Linked DNA regions of Homo sapiens: region 2 is linked to region 1. A link is a contact called in ENCODE Hi-C data. All regions are on one chromosome and are shown on one strand. The core of a region is the stretch at or near the end of the contact, and the rest is flanking DNA. Distances in the headings are between cores, read along the strand shown. Region 1 has its middle 55 kb from the start of BARX1-DT. Region 2 has its middle 28 kb from the start of PTPDC1.

The links. Hi-C counts contacts between places; a loop is a spot of excess contacts on that map. Pooled maps may share reads with other maps.
Region 2: a loop to region 1 is called in a map of endothelial cell of hepatic sinusoid, with 4 times the contacts of the local background. The contact joins two enhancer-like sites. A Hi-C loop is called at or near these places in 11 of 168 maps with a recorded cell type or tissue (GM23248, HepG2, K562 and 8 more), 1 of 37 single-sample maps with no recorded cell type and 13 of 50 pooled maps.

The regions. Positions count from the first base shown.
Region 1 is chr9:94,009,036-94,012,948 of GRCh38, forward strand. No RefSeq gene overlaps it. Among named protein-coding and RNA genes, the nearest start is that of BARX1-DT, 55 kb to the left of the region's middle. Within about 2 kb of position 2,261, at least 3 of the 41 ENCODE cell types and tissues checked have a DNase peak (open chromatin) inside an H3K27ac peak, as active enhancers do.
Region 2 is chr9:94,054,578-94,058,249 of GRCh38, forward strand. It overlaps a transcript of PTPDC1 not described here. Among named protein-coding and RNA genes, the nearest start is that of PTPDC1, 28 kb to the right of the region's middle. Within about 2 kb of position 1,959, at least 4 of the 41 ENCODE cell types and tissues checked have a DNase peak (open chromatin) inside an H3K27ac peak, as active enhancers do.

The DNA.
Region 1 (3,913 bases), core at 1,011-3,510:
ACCCTAAAAGATGCTCTTGAGACAGAAAGGAAACGATAAAAGAATAATTTTGGAACATCAGGGAGGAAAAGTAAAAAATTGAAAGGGTAAAAGTACGGGTAAATGGAATAGACTTTCCTTTTTTTTTTTTTTGACAGAGTCTCGCTCTGTTGCTCAGGCTGGAGTGCAGTGGCACGATCTCAGCTCACTGCAACCTCCGCCTCCTGGGTTCAAGTGATTCTCCTGCCTCAGCCTCCCAAGTAGCTGGGACTACAGGCGTGTGCCACCATGCCCAGTTAATTTTTGTATTTTTAGTAGAGACAGGGTTTCACCATGTTGGCCAGGCTGGTCTCAAACTCCTGTCCTCAAGTGATACACCCGCCTTGGCTTCCTATTACAGGGGTGAGCCACTGCACCTGGCCTCCTTCTCATAAGTGTTCTAAATAATGTTTGGCAGTCAAAGCAAATCAATGTTACCTCGAGTCTACTATGTAACAAGGAGCATCAGTGTCAGGCATGCCCTGTAATTGAGGTTTCAAGCTAAATGGAATAGTTTATATGTGTAAAATGTTTAGAACAGGCCGGGCGCGGTGGCTTATACCTGTAATCCCAGCACTTTGGGAGGCCAAGGCAGGCAGATCACTTGAGGTCAGGAGTTTGAGACCAGCCTGGCCAACATGGTGAAACCCCGTCTCTACTAAAAATACAAAAATTATCAGGGCGTGATGGCAGGTGCCTGTAATCCCAGCTACTCGGAAGGCTGAGGCAGGAGAATCGCTTGAACGCGGGAGACCCAGGTTGCAGTGAGCCGAGATCATACCACTGCACTCTAGCCTGGGCAACAGAGCAAGACTCAGTCTCAAAAAAAAAAAAAATTAGAACAGCACCTGACACATTAAGGAATAAATAATTAGTTATCTGAATGCAATAAATGTAAAAAGACAAACAAAAGTCAAGAGAAGGACACCCACTAGCAAAGAAGGCACCAAATCCTTCTGTCTTCTCCTCTAAATGTGGGCACAAAGCAAGGGTGGGCAGAAATCCGTCTAGCTTTTCCATTTGAGTCCTATGCTGAGCTATCTGTTCTTAGTGTACCAGGGTTGAGGTGGTCATAGAAATTATTATAGTGTGCTTGGACTACTGTAACAAAATACCATGCACTAGGTGGCTTAAACAACAGAAATTTATTGTTTTCACAGCTCTGGAGTCTGGAAGTTGAAGATCAAGGCCCAGCTGCTTGGGTTCCTGGTAAGGGCTCTCTTCCTGGCTTGCAGTGGACACCTCACCATGTGCTGACATGGCCTTTCCTTGGTGCATGGGAGAGGGAGTGAGCAATCTCTCTCTTCCTCTTCTTTTCTTTTCTTTTTTTTTTTTTTTTTTTTTGACAGAGTCTCACTCTGTACCCCAGCCTGGAGTGCCGTGGTGCAATCTCGGCTCACTGCAACCTCCGCCTCCTGGGTTCAAGCGATTCTCCTGCCTCAGCCTCCTGAGTAGCTGGGATTACAGGCGCCCGCCACCATGCCCAGCTGATTTTTGTATTTTTAGTAGAGACGGGATTTTGCCATTTTGGCCAGGCTGGTCTCGAACTCCTGACCTCAGGTGATCCGACCACCTTGGCCTCTCAAAGTTCTGGGATTACAGGTGTGAGCCACCAGGCCCGGCCAGGAGAGGGAGTGAGCAGTCTCTCTCTTCCTCTTCTTATAAAGCCATCAATCCTGTCACATTAGGACTCCACCCTTATGACCTCATTTAATTACCTCCTAAAAGCCCCAACTCCAATACAGTCCCATAAGGGTTTAGGTCTTCACCATATGGATTGGGTAGGGAGAGGGCACAATTTAGCCCACAGGGCAAATCTGGGGGGAGATGTGAGTTCTTCTCAGTCTTTATGCCCCAACAGGCTTTCATGTTGCCAACTCAATCAGACCACTAAAATCTGTTCTCAGAGAAAAGTCCTCCCCTTCATTTTCTGTCCTGAATATACAATTTTCCCCAGGCCCCAAGCCACAGAGCCTGAAACATCAGGAAAAGTTTCTGTTCTTAGTGCTCTTATCCAACCTCTTTCATCTGACTATTTCAAAATGTCCTCACAGCCCTAATTAGGTAATGAATTAATCAACAAAGTTGCTGGTTAATTGGCTTTCATTTTTGGAAGTACTTCCAGAAATGTCAGGGGAAATGTCATTTTTCAAAGTTTAAAAATGCATTGCTCGGCCTGAAATGCTGTGCTACATGAAAAGATTTCCTGCTAGGCTAGATCAGAGTGAACCGGGGGAGGTGGAAGCGGGCAGGATGATTTCTCTGTTTCTGTGGCAGCCTGCCACAGTCTGGAGGGCACACCCTCTGCTTTCTCCTCTGATTCTGTTTCAGCAGGCTAGATGAAAAAGGGCACTGCATTTGAAGTCAGAAGACTGAGGCCACAGTCTCTGACCATAACCCAGCTCTGTCACTAATCAGTCACCCGGCCTTGGATGTCAATTCCCCCAGCCTTGCCTATAAAGTGGATGTTAATCTACCCCATCTAGCCTTTGAAAAAGAATTAAATGATTCTGTATGTCATCTATAAAATGGATACAAGTCTACCCAATCTATCCTTTTACAAGAATTAAATGATTATATATGTAAAAGAACTTTGTAAACTGCAAAATACAATTACACAGTCCTTTTCATAGTATGAGCACCTTTCTCAGGCTGGGGTAGAGAAGTTGAGGGAAGGCTTCATGGAAGAACTAATAACTAAGTTCAATCATGAAGGATGAGGAAGGGAAAGCAGGGACATTCTGGGCCAAGAGAGCAGCATGGCAACAGTGAGAGAGGGCCTGGCACATCTGACAAAGTGCCTGAAGTTTGCATAGCTAGGTTTAAAAATTAAGGGAAATGGAGTGGGAGGAAGGATGCTAGAGAGAGAGGGTGAAGCACTTTGCACACCATCCTAAGGAGTGTGGACTTTTCACAGACGTGGGAAACAATGAAAGCATTTAAAGAGGCAGTGCCATGATCAGATTTGTATTTAGAAAGCTCACTTGGTGGAGAGCAGTATAGAAGATGGATTGGAAGCAGTCTAGACTAGACAGAGAGATCACTCAGGGAGCAGGTGCAGTAACCCTGTTGAGGATCTAGGGAGGGCAACTGTAACAGAAGTGGAGAAGAAGAGTTAATTAGTTAATTAATCCAAGTGGTTCTGAGGAGTTGGAATCCATAAGACAGATAGCTGGTAAGCATGGAGACAAAGGAAAAGATCAAAATTGGCTCCCCAGTTTCCAGTTTGGGCTAACAGATAAATGGTGGTGGTTACATTCACTTGGCTAGGAGCAGTTAGGAGGAAAAAGACTAAATCAAGTTTTAGAAGGTTAAGTCTGTGGGATAAGAAGTAGAGGTGTCTAATGACTGTTAAATATAGGGTTCTGGAGCACAGGAGAGAGATCTGAAATGGATAAATATAAGATAAATATAAGACAAAATTAGGTTTTAGAATCACATTACTGACTAATAGCTAGTATGAAAGATACTCTAGATCCAGCTATTTTCAAACTCTGCATCCATTTTCCACAGAACTTTTTTAAAAGGAAGTCAAACTGGAACTCCAATATCTGAAATATATTTTAAAAGTTCTTTAGATGGTTTAAATCTTCATCTTGCATGGACCATGGTTTTAAAGCCCTCAGATTCGTAACGATCTGAGAATATTGCTGCCTAGATATACTTTTCCAGGATAGAGAAGCCTCAGTAACATGGCCAGTATCACATAACATTTAGTCAAGAATTGCCCTCCATATCCAATGTAAATTTCTTTTGTCTACTTAAGCCCATTGTTTTAGGCTCTGATCTTCATTGGAAACAGATTAATTTCTTGTTGTCAGCTTACACAATAGTTTACAACTTTAAACCTGTGATTTTTGACTATTACAAACATACGGATGAAAAATTTTAAATG
Region 2 (3,672 bases), core at 709-3,208, 45 kb after region 1:
TGAGATAACAGTGAATAAAAATTTGGATTAAAAAATCAGTAAATTATCAATATCTGCACAAAGGAAAACAGATTTGGTAAATAAAATTTATGTGAGCCCATTGATTTGGACCGAGTTTCTACACTAGACTCTAATAGACCAAACCAAAATGGAGTCACTCATGCTACATGCCACATAATTAAGCTAAAACTTAAAACACAAACCAACAGGAAATCCCCAAATGGGCCAGTTTTCTAGGAAAAAGCAAAACAAAACAGGAGATTTGCAGCAACCAGTTGGAAGGGGCCCAGTCAACCTGGCCAGCATAAGGAACTCACATCTGCTTAAACTCATACAAGGAAAGTGACCAGAGGATAACCAGTCTGCTCTTTGTACTGGGCTGTTTCCCTGTTCCTGCTGCAGCTGCCTTATAAAAAGCCAATTGTCCTGCCACACACAGTGGAGCTCCATTCTATTTTGTAGAGCGAATATTATGTTGCCTAGTTCATGAATCGTGAATAAAAGCCAATTAAATATTTAAAACTATTTTTGTAAATTTTATTATTTAATAGGTCTTTATTGTTCAGAAACTATATGTGTAGTCCTTAACAGCACAAACTCTGGAGCTGAACTGTGGGAATTCAAATTCCAGTTCTAGTGCTTAATAACTGTGTAACTTTAGGCAAATTATTTGACTTTTCTTTGTCTTAGTTTCCTCATCTATAAACAGGAATAATATACAGAACTGAATACATGCTTACTATATAATCAGCAGTTGTGCTACTTGGTATTTACTCAGATGAGCAGAAAACTTAGGTCTACACAGAAATCTGCACATGAATGTGTATAGCGGTTTTGTTCATCATTGCTTAAACTTGGAAGCAACCAAGATGTGCTTCAATAGGTGAGTGGATAAATAAACTGTGATGTATCCAGACTATGGAATATTATTCACTGCTAAAAAGAAACAAGCTATTAAGCTATGAAAAGATATGGAGGAACCTTAAATGAACATTGTCCAGTGAAAGAAATCAATCTGAGAAGGCTACCTACTGTATGATTCCAACCCTGTGACATTCTGGAAAAGACAAAACCATGGAGACAGTAAAAAGATCAGTGGTTCCAACATGGCACATGTATACCTATCTATCAAACCTGCACATTGTGCACATGAACCCTAGAACTTAAAGTATATAAAAAAACAAAAAATCAGTGGTTCCCAGGGTTTCAAGGAGAGGGAGAGATTAATAGTTGGAGCACAGAAGATTTTTAGAGCAGTGAAATCACTCTGCATGATACTATAGTAAGTATCATTATACCTTTTCTAAACCCACAGAATGCACAACACAGAGTGCATTCTAAACCCACAGAATGCACAACACAGAGTTAACATAATGTTAACTATGGACTTTGGGTGATAATTATGTGTCAGCGTAAGTTGATTATAACAAACTTACCACTCTGTTGGGGAGTCTGTTAGGGGATGGGTATATGGGAAGCCTCTATACCTTCTGCTCAATTTTGTTATAAACCCAAAACTGCTCTAAAAAACAAAGTCTATTTTAAAAACAAATGGGAATACTAGTGGTACTCAGTAATGTGTGTTGAGGATTAGATGAGCTAAGATTATATAAAGCACTTGGAACAGTACCTGGCATGGTGTAAGCTTATGTGATTTAGTTATTATTATTATATTATTAATGAGCATAAAAATATTTATGTGGCTTTTATAGGTTCACTCATGTAGTTGGGCTTCCACTCCTATTTTTTGCTACGTAAGCTTAAGTTTTTCAACCTCAAATTCTTCTGCTACGATTGCTGTCTAGAATCTAATCACATTGACAATATTTATTTAAGTGTGAGCAGAGGGCCTCTTACGTCAGAATGACCTAGAGTGTGAATTGATAATACAGATTATTGCACTCCAGATTTTCATTTCCACAAGCACCCTGCGTAATCCTGGTGCATTCCAGAGTTAGAGAGCTAGTGCTGTGAGAGTCTGGGAAGGATTATACCACTTCTGACCTCCCAGGCACTGCTTAATGTAGTTCCCCACAAATTTGTCCAGAAAATACACATGTAGATTTTGGCAGAACACCATGTGTCTGAGAAATAGAAAGGAAAGTAGTGACCTAAGAATTCTTCAGTCCATCTCAGAACCTAGTCTCTTGTGTGAAATGACTTTTATGAAGTAGGACATTCTTTGTGTTCTACTGTTCTTAACAGTATGAGTAATAGTCCATTCCTGCACTTACGTTTTAAGTATTCAGTACTAATTAGTGAGTGTGTGGCTAATTATAAACAGTTGAGTCATTTGAGTGCTTTTAGGGATAAAAGGAAACTGTAGGACTGAGTGAGAAAAATATCTGTCATTGACAACAGGAAATAGAAATAAATAATATGCGATTTTGCAGTGAAATGACAGGGTTATTATTCAAACCCTTCTCTCCTGATTCTACAGCCAGGCATATGATATAAGTTCAGTTGTGAATGAAAATAATGTTTTTTAAGTCAAAGGAGCTTAGCCATTACTAACATTTTGTTTCTTTTTTGTTTTTGAGGCTAGAGTGCAGTGACGCGATTACAGCTCACCGAGGTTGCAGCCTCAACCTCCTAGGATCAGGTAATCCTCCCACCTCAGCCTCCCAAGTAGCTGGGACTACAGACATGTGCTACCATGCCTGGCTAATTTTTTTTTTAATTTGTTTGTAGAGACAGGGTTTTGCCATCTTGCCCAAACTGGTTTTGAACTCCTGGGCTCAAACGATCTGCCCACCTCAGCTTCCCAAAGTGCTGGGATTACAGGTATGAACCACTGCATGCAGCCCATTACTAACTATTAACAGGAGTGTTGGAGAGGTATGAATAGAATCCTTTACAAATTCTTATAAAGATGGGAAATGAAGTGAGTACAGACTAAGAAGGGAAAAAGCAAAAAGATATTGCGGATACTGGTTTGCAAAGTAAGATAACAAATATTTATTGAATACTTAAAAGCCAGGTGTTGTGGTAGGAACACACACACACACCCCTTTCTTCATCCTCACAACAACCAAAAAGAGTAAATATTATAGTCCTCATTTTATAGAAGAAATTGAAGCTCAGAATTGTTCATATAGCTGACAGTGAACAGAGTCAAGACTCAAACACAGAATTTCTGATTCTAAAATATAGTTTAACATATTTGAAATATAATTTTTGATCAGCAGTTATATACAGTTGGACTATAAATGAATGTTTTTATGCAAAGGTAATGCATATTAGGCACTATTTCACAGTTCCCCTGGGTTTGAGTTATTTGAAGATGGCCAGAAGGGATTTTCACTTCCAACCAAGATGAAATAAGAGAAATTAGATATTTATTAATACCCTTCTGCCTAAAACAACTAGAAAACTGGACAACATATATAATAAAATATCTTTTGGATTTTGGAAAGAAAGCAGCTGAGGACCTAGATCTCTGAGAGAAGAGAAACAAACACAGTGAGTTTACCTTTGCACCAGCTGTCTCCCTGGGGGCAGTTTCCAGGCTTCAGTGCAGGGAGGGGGACTAAGACAGAGCTTTCCCAGAGGTGTGCAGAGAGCAGAGTTCAGTGTGGCCAAGGTGGCTAGAATTTGCAGAGTCAGGTCCTGGAGATGTGAGAGCAGCACAGGAAGGTGCAGAGGGCCCTCAAGGCTTTGCTGGCCCAAGGT